Regions from separate parts of the Homo sapiens genome. Here region 1 is linked to region 2. A link is an interaction called in ENCODE POLR2A ChIA-PET data of the cell type or tissue named here. Cell type or tissue: Panc1. All regions are shown on one strand. Links, peaks and the distances in the headings refer to the core of each region. The heading gives the core; the rest is flanking DNA.

What was found. Peaks named below come from ENCODE experiments on the same cell type or tissue, not always from the same donor. Only the 100,000 strongest peaks of a DNase experiment are listed, where the experiment ranks them.
Region 1: POLR2A ChIA-PET joins it to region 2 with 11 read pairs; 5 of 35 experiments call an interaction of 5 or more read pairs at or near these places.

What each region holds. Positions count from the first base shown.
Region 1 is chr6:131,993,659-131,999,044 of GRCh38, reverse strand. The region is part of intron 2 of CCN2-AS1 (CCN2 antisense RNA 1); the gene reads right to left. Among named protein-coding and RNA genes, the nearest start is that of CCN2, 45 kb to the right of the region's middle. In Panc1, for the core only: no CTCF peak of the experiment used is centred there; a DNase peak (open chromatin) is centred at 2,934.
Region 2 is chr6:131,928,900-131,934,285 of GRCh38, reverse strand. All of the region lies in intron 2 of CCN2-AS1 (CCN2 antisense RNA 1), which reads right to left. Among named protein-coding and RNA genes, the nearest start is that of CCN2, 20 kb to the left of the region's middle. In Panc1, for the core only: a CTCF peak has its summit at 4,812; no DNase peak of the experiment used is centred there.

The DNA.
Region 1 (5,386 bases), core at 139-5,138, 65 kb before region 2:
GTTTACCTTCTAGATTCACCTTTAGCAATTAGATGATTAGGTGTGGATGCTCACTGAGTACATGGCACAGATGTAGATGTTTATTCCATCATTTCAGGTAGATCATTGAAATCGGTAGATCAATAGATCATTGAGCTCAATAAGCATCTAGGCCTGTGCCATGTGCCACGTTGGACACTAAGATGAATAAGAACATCAGCATGTATTAGTGAAAAGACTTAAAATAGTTCACATGTCATGCTTGGCTCATTGCCTGACAAAGAATAAGCCCTGTTAGCCGCGGCTATGACGTCAATGCCAGTGAAGACGGCTCTAAATGCAAAGCATCCCCAAAACTCTGTGCTTTCCGTTTTCAAAAGCACATTGTGCTATTAATTCTGTTTTTAATAACAAGCTTTCTACCTACTGTTTATAATGCAGGGCCAGGAGAAGAGGATTAGACAAATATACAAAAACCTACAACACAATATGTAATGTGATTAGGGAGATATATACAAAGTATTATGGTTGCTCAAAATAGAGTGTCGAAATGAGGAAAGACTGTCTTCTTGGGAGTTGATACCAGAACTGGGATTTGAAAGATGGTAAACAGCTCAACAAAGAGTTCAGCTACGTATTAACAGAATACATCAAGGGAGTTAGTTGTCAGGCCAGATAGTGGCCAGTTTTGAATGCTAAGCTAAGAACTTATTTTAGATTTTATTCACCAAGGACTAAGGATCCACTAAAGATATTTGAAGAAGGGAGTAAAATATACATATACATACATATTTCCAGGCATATATGAGTGTATGTATGTTGGTAGGTATGTATATATTTATGTATCTCAAAGTACAAGACTACTCCAAAATTCTGTTTTCCTAGGTGGTTAATAATTTACTCTTGACATTGGATATAAAAACTCAAGTCTTTCTGGTCATTAAGCAGTCATGAAGAGCACTCTGGGGAGATAATGGTCTGGCTGCAGCAGGCAAGCTAGAAAAACTAGGGGTGTACACGAGGCTCCACTGATGTTGGGTTCTGTGTCCCAGTCTGTGGTAGGTGGGAGCACAGGCCTGCGGCAGGGCAGCTGGACTATGACCTGGACCCTGAAGCACCTGAGGAAGACTGACTCGTGACACCTGTTCATACCCTCCAGGCAGGTTGGAAGCTGCTTGCTTATGTCCCACAAGGGAGGACTAATTTATTCTCAAGTACTTGCATAGGAAGGGTGATACAACAAGACTGAAATACTACCCATCCTAGAGGCTGAGAGACAGCGCCTGGTTAGACCTGGAGGTGGTGTGGGAGCAGAAAGGCATCTTGTCTGCACCTTAAGAGTTGCATGATTCCTTCTCTACTTGTTGGTTTATTAGTTCCCTAGGACTGCTGTAATAAACTGGGTGGGTTAAAACAACAGAAATTTATTCTCTCACAGTCCTAAAGGTCAGGGTCCAAAATCAACATGCTGGTGGGGCCATGCTCTGTCTGAAGGCTCTAGCAGTGAGGATCCTTCCTGCCTCTTCTAGCTTCTGGTGATTGTTGACAATTCTTGGCATTCCTTGGCTTGTAGCTACACCACTCCAATCTCTGCCTCCCTCTTCACGTCGCTTTCTCTGCGTGTGTCTGTGCCCAAATTTCCCCCTCTTATGAAGGTATCCATTATTAGATTAATCCAATATGACCTCATCTTAACTTAATTATATCTGCAAAGACCTTATTTGCAAATAAGATCACAGTCACAGGTTCTGGGGCTTAAAACTTTAACATATCTTTTTAGAGGACACAATTCAACCCTAATAATTGCCTTGTTGAACACTAAAGACAAAATGCTGTGTCTCTCAGCATTCAAAGGCTGTCTCTGGTTCAATATCTCTGGACCTGCCCCCTCGTGACTCTGTGTATCCTTACCTAATAGTGCCTGGGAGATACTAAGGATACAGAGCCACAAGAGAGCAGGATTCCAGGACATAGGGGTACAAGGCTCCACATGTGCCTGAAAAAATGGATCTCCAATCTCCCAATGGTCCTGAGTTCCCCCCACTACAAACTGTCCAAGAGTTCAGTCTCAAGAAGGAAGGAAGCCATAGTCAGAAGTGATGATCCATTTGAAACGGCGGGACCTTTAGGACAATTCTGTCCTGCTTTAAAGCTCTGTTTACTTCAGTCCCTCAGGAAGTTCTCTCCCAGGCATTTTTCAGACCCAGCCGAACAGTTCTCAGAAGCTTATGTAGGTGTGCATAGGTGAGGGCTCTGATAAGAGGAGGATGCTCTCCTGCAAGGGACAATGTGGTTACGCTATTTGTCTTGAGGTAGCCAAAATAAATGCAGCAGAAAAGAGTGTTAGGACCATTACCGACCTGGGCAGAAATAGAAATGCTGACAAATTTCTACTTTTTTCTTTTATTTAATACAAAATCTATAAAACAGCAACTGAAATTATAAATTTTTCTCTAAACTAAAAAGGAAAAATAGTCAGGTTTTCTAGAGTTTTTGAGTTGCCAGCTCAGAATCACTTAGAATCTCAACATGTTAGACATGTGAGTAAGAGTATTACAGGTACCGAGTTTATTCTCAGGACATGTTTATGTTCACATTGACCCAGGATAAGAACTAGTGACAGCTGATGGAATTTGTCAAAATTGTAGTATTTTTTTGTTTGTTACCTTAGGTAAATAAATTACAATGAATTCTTTCTTTAGTGCCTTATAAATATAATTTACTTCAAGTCTGCTTATCTTACTAATTTCTAAACTCCAGGAAGATTGGGCCTCTATTTGATTTGCTTCTATGTCCCTAGAACAATGCCCATTATATAATAGAGGTTCAATAAATGTTTTGGAAATGATTATAGGCCAAAAGCATTGCAGAAGAAAAGCCTTACAAGGTTTAAGGACTACACTTACAGGGAAATGGAAAGGAAGATCCAGTGAGTCATTCCGCAGTCATGGATCATGTCATGAAATGAATATGAATCACAATCAGCCTCCAGGATTATTGAGCTGGGAAATTGTTAGCTTTGAAGCTTGGCAGGCATGGAGTTGACTTGATCCATACCCCACACAAAATTAAGTCCCCAAATCCAATGTACAGCACTAATTTAGAACATAAGCATCTAAAATATTGCTCATATCTTGAATTCAAATCCAAAGTTGTTTTTTTTAAAAAAAAGTAGTAAAATCTCTACTCATATGGGTTTACAGAAAATCCTTGTTTAAAAAAAACCTAATTAAACAAATTACAAATGAATTCACTGTACTACAGCCCAGCGGCATTTGTATACAGTTGCAAAGCATTCGTATGATTTCATTTTTCAGTTTTGTAGTTTTCTAGTACTTCCTGGGCCTCTCCTGGGAAAAGATTACTGCATCTTCTAATTCAGGGGTCTATGGAAGATATGGACATACTAATTTTTCTTAGTTTTATTCTTTAAAATTAGTAGGTATGTGGGTGTTCACTGTACATTTCTTCTATATGTTTAAAAATTTCCATAATAACATTTTGAGGAAAACTGTTTAAATTAGAAACAGTAGGACATAGGTTATTAATTACCATTATCTGAATAGACAGCAAGTACTTAACATGTTTGGATATTAATAAAATTACTATATTGAGATATACATACGTATGTACTTTTACAACTTTGGAGCAAATAATTTCTCTGTAACAAAAGACTCTGTCATGCACCAGAAGGCACTGGGTTGAAACAGATGATTTCTCCATATCATTTCCTGATTAGTACTAATAGACACAGCTGGAGTACAAAACTCTAACTGCCTTAAATCACTCACCCATGTATACATATATGTGTGTGTACCTGTGTGTGTGTGTGTATGTTGAACCATGAGAATTTGCTACTTTTGTAGGTCACAAACTATATATCAGCAGTTTCCTATGGTCCAACCTAATATGTACAGAGGCCCAATCTTCATGGAGTTTAGAAATTAGTAAGGTAAACAGACTTGAAGTAAATAATTTTTACAACTTACTAAACAAAGAATTCATTATAATTTATTTACCTAAGGTGATAAACAAAAAAAATTACAATTTTGATAAATTCCATCAGCTGTCACTAGTTCTTATCCTGGGTCAATGTGAACATAAACATGTCCTAATAGAGTTCAACTTGGTATCCGTAACACTCTCACTCATGTGTCTAACATGTTGAGATTCCGTTATACAACTCAAGACTGTCTTTATTTGACACTGACTTGGCATCCACTTTTTGCCAGGTACCATCTCCATTTTTAGAGATATAAAGAGGAACAGGCTCTGCACTAGACAGCCTATAATGTAATCTCTCTCTCCCAAGGTGTACAGTCTAACAGCAATGTTTATAATGTGCCAAGAAAACAGAGACGATGGACCATTCATTCTGACTGAGTGACTGAGGAGAGCTTTATTGCAGATGTGATAGGAATCTACCAGGAGACAAGGGAAAGGCTGCTGGGGCCCTAAGGCATCCCCATGCATGGCATGGAGGTATGAAAGGACTCGGCCCAGCACAGTGGCTCATGCCTGTAATCCTAGCACTTTGGAAGGCCAAGGTAGGCAGATCACTTGAGGTCAGGAGTTCAAAACTACCCTGGCCAACATGGTGAAATCCCATCTCTACTAAAAATACAAAAAACATAGCCAGGCATGGTGGCACACACGTATAATCCCAGCTATTGGGAGGCTGAGGCAGGAGAATCTCTTAAACCCGAGAGGCAGAGGTTGCAGTAAGCTTAGAGTGTGCCACTGCACTTCAGCCCGGGAGTCAGAGTGAGACTCTGTCTCAAAAAAAAAAAAAAAGAAAGGACTCTTTCTGCCAGGGAACGGTGAGAGGTGCAGGGTGAGAAGCAGGTGTTACTTTGGTTTACTGAGTTGTCAGCTCAGAATCACTTAGAATCTCAACATGTTAGACATATGAGTGAGAGTATTACAGGTACCAAGTTTAACTCTATTCTCAGGACACGTTTATGTTCACATTGACCCAGGATAAGAACTAGTGAAAGCCGACGAAATTTATCAAAATTGTAATTTTTTTTTGTTTATTACGTTAGGTAAATAAATTATAATGAATTATTTGTTTAGTAAGTTATAAAAATTATTTACTTCAAGATTGTTTGTCTTACTAATTTCTAAACTCCAGGAAGATTGGGCCTCTGTTTGATTTGCTTCTACATCCCTAGTACAATAGGAAGTAGATTAGGAACTGAGGCAGCAGGTATAGATTGGGTGATATTCTGGAAGCCATGCCAAGGAGTTTAAGATTTTATTTATAACTTTATTTATAAAGTCATGATCAGCTTTGGTTTTCAAAAAGATTGATTTTAGAAAGATAACTCTTTCTCGTGATGATGTGGAAGAAAGACTAAAACAGGAAGAAGTAGGCCTCCACTTTGCCAGATAGGACATTGTTACA
Region 2 (5,386 bases), core at 269-5,268:
CAAGTAGTCTCAGGCTGTAGTACCAACAAAGCAACTGGTGGGAGGAAATGCAAATCATCTCTGGAGGAACACACCCTCATCTCATATCCCACCTCCTTCCTCTTGTACATCTAGTTCCTAAGGGTTGAAGGGAGCTCCTGGAGGGATGCAGAAGCAGGTTTCTCTTACATATCCGGTCACATGTAGCTGGGAAGGAAGGCATCCCTGGTTTCACTTGGGCTGATGCGGCTGCTGCTAACGGCTCCTACCAATGGGACTGTGAAAATGTTGGGCCTAGTTTCCTTGGGTTGGTGATCAACTTTCTTCCTGCCTCTTCAATAATTGGGAAACCCTTCCCACAGGGACAGTCATGCCTCTCTTTAGCCCCACAATCTATCCAGACAGCCAAGTGTGGTTTCCTAAGGGGGGCTGATCACTGGCTAGTCCTATCACTCCTGCCCTTCTTCTAACCCCTCATATGCTTCAGTTAGCAGTGGATACCGAAGTCTTCTTTCCTTTTTTCTCAGAGAGCTTCCTGAAAGTGAGACTGAGTTGGGCTTTCCCCATCTTATTCCCAGGCATGAGGTCCCTTCTTGCCCTGATGGTGGAAGTTACCACTGCAGGCCATCCTATCTTCAGAAATGTCTAGACAAGAAGCAATTGCCAATCTCTATTCACATATTCACATAACTCCAAACTCAGAAAATCTAAATCACCTCCAACTTTCCATCTCCATAATTCTCATTACAGCCCTCACTATTTTTGACGGCAATGTGTGTATGAGTCGGCTCATTAGTTTTCCTGTTCCACCCTCATTCTCCTTCTTAATTACTGATGCCTGATTAATATCTCTGGTCCCATAAGTTTGTTGCTCAAAAAAAAAATTAAATGGCTTCTTAACTATTATCAAGATAAATACCGACTTTTCTGTATGGTATCGAAGATTTTCTGCAAAATAGCCTCGAAGGAACGACAAGAATCTCAAATTACTCTTGGACATACCTTTTATGCAAAAACCAAGCTGGACTTACTCATATTTCCTAAATAGTTTCCACATGTAACTTCACTTAATCTAGTCTCTCTGCCTGAAAAATTCTTCCCTTGATCTTCTCATAATGCATGTGTGTATATGTATATATATAAGCACATATATATTTATATCTAAGTCAACTTCACTCATCATTTAAAGCCCTTCCCAGAAGTCACTTTTTGAATGATTTTTTAATACTACCCTGAATCCCATAACCTCCTAGCAGCCCTCTTTCCTTTCAGATGCCCTAACAAATACTGTTCATAACTTTATTTTATCATTTATATCAGTTTTGCCCATATTCTAGTTTTTTGCTGTCCATAGTAGCTGATAGACAAATGTGGCTATTACACTTAAATGAATTAAAATTAAGTACAGTGTAAAAGTCAGCCTCTCTGTCACAGTAGCAATATTTCAAACACTCAGTAGTGACATGCGGCTAGTGGCTTCCATACTAGACAGCACAGATATAGAACATTTCCATCATCACCAAAAGTGACATTTGAAAGCACTGTTCTGGTTGTTTATTGAAGTTACTTTATTCCTCCTCCTTTCAGCTCCAGTTAAAAAGGAGACAGTGTTCAGAGATGAGGCTGGGAGGGTTGAGGAAGTCTAGGTCATAGGGACCTTGTAAACTCTGCTGAGGTTTAGTTTTAAACATAAGGAAGCTGTGCGTGGTGGCTCACGCCTGTAATCCCAGCACTTTGGGAGGCCAAGGAGGGCAGATCACCTGAGCTCAGGAGTTTGAGACCAGCCTGGCTGACATGGTAAAACCCCCTCTCTACTAAAAATACAAAAATTAGCCAGGTGTGGAGATGCATGCCTGTAGTCCCAGCTACTAGGGAGGCTGAGGTAGAAGAACCGCTTGAACCTGGGAGGCAGAGGTTGCAGTGAGCCGAAATCATGCCACTGCACTCCAGTCTGGGTGACAGAGGAAGACTCCATCTCAATAAATAAATAAATAGCATAATGAGAGGTCACGGGAGGATTTAGATGTTAGAAAGATCATTCTGGCTGCTGAATTGAGAAAGGACAGTAGAGGAGCAAGAGGGAGGAGGGAGACTGGGGAGGCTACTGGAGAAGTCCAGGAGAGGCGCATGGTGACACGGGTGGGAGCTGTGTTGGTGGACGTAGATGGAGTGGTCAGATTCAGTGCATATTCTGCACATGGGACTTGCTGATAGGTTGGCTGAGGGATATTAACAGGAAAATGAGTATATCACCCCAGCTTTTTGCCTAAATGAATGGACAAACTGTGGTGCTGTTATCTGGCATTGGAAAGACTAGGGAAGAAGTAGATTAGTTTTTCTGAGGAGAGAGGTTTTATATTTTAGCATGTGAAAGTGTTATATCTAGAAGCAAATTATTTGATTCTGGGGCTGCTACTGTCTATAGGCTTGCTACCATGAAGGCTGTCACCTTTCCTCCTGGATCCCAAGCATTTGCAAAAGCCACCACCTGGACTCTCAGTAGACCATTTTAATTTGAGGTCAGGAGAACTTTGGAAGAAAAAGAGCCTCCTAAAGTCATCTGTTATGACTCTTATTACAAAGAGAGAGAAAAGCTAAAGACCCAGAGAAGCAGGGATATCTATATTATTCTATGCATGTGGTGGACATCTGTTGCTTATTTTTATAGCCTGACTTCCAGTCTGATAACTGTACTTAATCTCGCTCTAGTGCAGGGGTTGGCAAACTCTGGCCTGTCATCTGAATCTGGCCTGCTCTCTGATTTTGTAAACAAAGTTTTCTTGGTACACGGTCATGCCCTTTTTTAAAAAAATGTAGTATCCATGGCTGCTTTTGAGCTACAGTGGCAGAATTGAGTGACAGACTGTATAGCCCACAAAGGCTAAAAATATTTACTATGGGGCCCTTTTCAAGAAAAAAAATTGCTGATCTTTGCTCTGGTGGATTATTCCCCCAAGTTTCAGCCCATGTACTTTGGGTAAAGCTGACCCCACTCATAGCCTCTCAGGCTTGCCTGGGCTAAATCAGTCTGCACATTGACTCCCACTGTCATGAGTGATAGGTTCAGAGGTAACTGTTAGCCTCTGCTTGTCTAAACCATGAAAGCTCAAGAGTTTTATTGGGACTTCTGTGACAAAGATTGTAACTTTTTGTGCTGGTTCTGAGTCCAGAAAAATCTAGCTCTGGAAGTGCCAATAGCCACCTTGGAACAGCTTATCTGAGGCTGAAGGTAACACAAAGGAGAAAGAAGAGTTATACAGAGATACAGAAAGTACTAAATCCTGGTGATGTGTCTTCAGCTTCTTTATCCTTCTCTGTCACAGTAGCAATAATTCAAGCACTCAGTAGTGACATGTGGCTAGTGGCTTCCATACTAGACAGCACAAATATAGAACATTCCCAACACCAAAAGTGAGATTTGAAAGCACTGTTCTGGTTGTTTATTATCACATTTTTTTTTTTTTTTTTTTGAGACAGAGTCTAGCTCTGTTGCTCAGGCTGGAGTACAGTGGCATGATCTCGGCTCACTGCAACTTCTGCCTCCCGGGTTCAAGCAATTCTCATGCCTCAGCCTCCCCAGCAGCTAGGATTACAGGCGCCCGCCACCACGCCCAAATAATTTTTGTATTTTTAGTAGAGACGGGGTTTCACCATGTTGGCCAGGCTGATCTTGAACTCCTGAGGTCAAATGATCAGCCCACCTTGGCATCCCAAAGTGCTGTGATCACAGGCGTGAGCCACTACGTCTGGCCTGTTCTGGTTGTTTATTGAAATTACTTTATGCCTCCTCCACATGGGATAATATGGAAATGTTCAGAATAGTGCAATAATCCCGAGCTTCCAAAGAAAGACACTCTCTCTGTTTAAAGGTTCATTGCCTGGTCAGACGGTTGCGCTAAGAACACTTAAAAGTAGCATTCAATCAATCAATCAATCAGTCAATCAAACCAGAAACAACAACAGCAACAACAAAATCTAAGCAGTTTCTACTTTTCTATAACTAATAAAAGGTTATGTTCTTCTGAGTCAAGTTACTTCATTTAAGCTCAGAGAAGAAAGAACAGATTCACACCATATGGAAATAAGCAGTGTGTTAAATGAAGCCGTTGGGAACTGAATTGATTTATTTAATGCTGATTTTCCATCAAGTGCAGAAAGTACCTTGCAAAGAATTCCTAACACTAGCAAAATTGGCAACAAGAATATTTCACACTTGTAATTGAAAAATGCAAATTGCCTACCTCAGTAAATCCCAGGAGGTGTCATTAGGGACTAATAAGTAACATTATTGGACACTCAAATACCTCTATAACTTCACTCCCAGCATTCTGACATGGAAACTTGTGACATCGTACAAGGATTAACTTTATGTTAACTCTCTAATTCTGTTAAAGTGCTAGTTACTGTAAGGTATGCACAACACTATTCTAGGAGAGTGGAACATACTGGTTTTGGTTTTTGTTTTTTTTAACGGATTAATGCAAAAAGCCCCATTTTTCAAATTGAATCAACAGAAGAATTACTAGGGAGCTTTCCTCCTGAACAACTCTATTAATCAGTGTTCCTGTAGAAACAAACAGCCCCCAAATCACAGTGGCTTGTAACAACAAATGTTTATTTTTTTGCACAATTACATGTTGGCAGTTGTACTTCTGTTGCTGTGGCTTTGCTCTTTGCACCTTCTCATTCCAGGAACCAAGCTAAAAGAGTAGCCCCTACTGGGGACATATCATCATTCTTGAGGCAGAGGGAAGAAAGTAAGAGGCAGAGCCAAATCACACAACTCCCCTTCAAGCTGCTGCTTGGCTGTGGCATTATACACTTCCAATGGCTGAAGCAAGTTACACGGCCAACCTGACCTGGTGCAGGAAGTGTATGCTGCCAAAGGGGGGTGCTCTACAAGGAACATGGCAAGGGGTGAAAATGCATGATTATCTCACTGGGCCGAGAATGAATCCTTGGAACAGCAATGCAATCTACCACAAGATCAAATTTGTACAACCACCTTAAGTGTATCCTTCCCCCAAGAGACTATACCAAATTTCATCTTTTTAAATTTTAAATTGACACAGTGTTTTGCTATGCTGCCCAGGCTGATCTCAAACACCTGGGCTCAAGTAATCTTCCTGCCTTGGCCTCCCAGATTGCTGGATTACAAGGGTGAGCCACTGCTCCTGGCCACACCAAATTTTATAAGGATAAGTATTTGATCCTATGTTCAATTCTACTCTTATGTAGAATTGAACAGCCTATTCTTCCACCGTGTACAAAGACCTAACCCATGTTCTCTTTTTTCCAGACTATATGACCAACCCACTAGGTAGCATCATCTGTAATCCTCCCAGGAATATCTGCATATTCAAATAAATGAAAGAATGGAAAGGCTAATGAAGCTGCCAAAATTCTT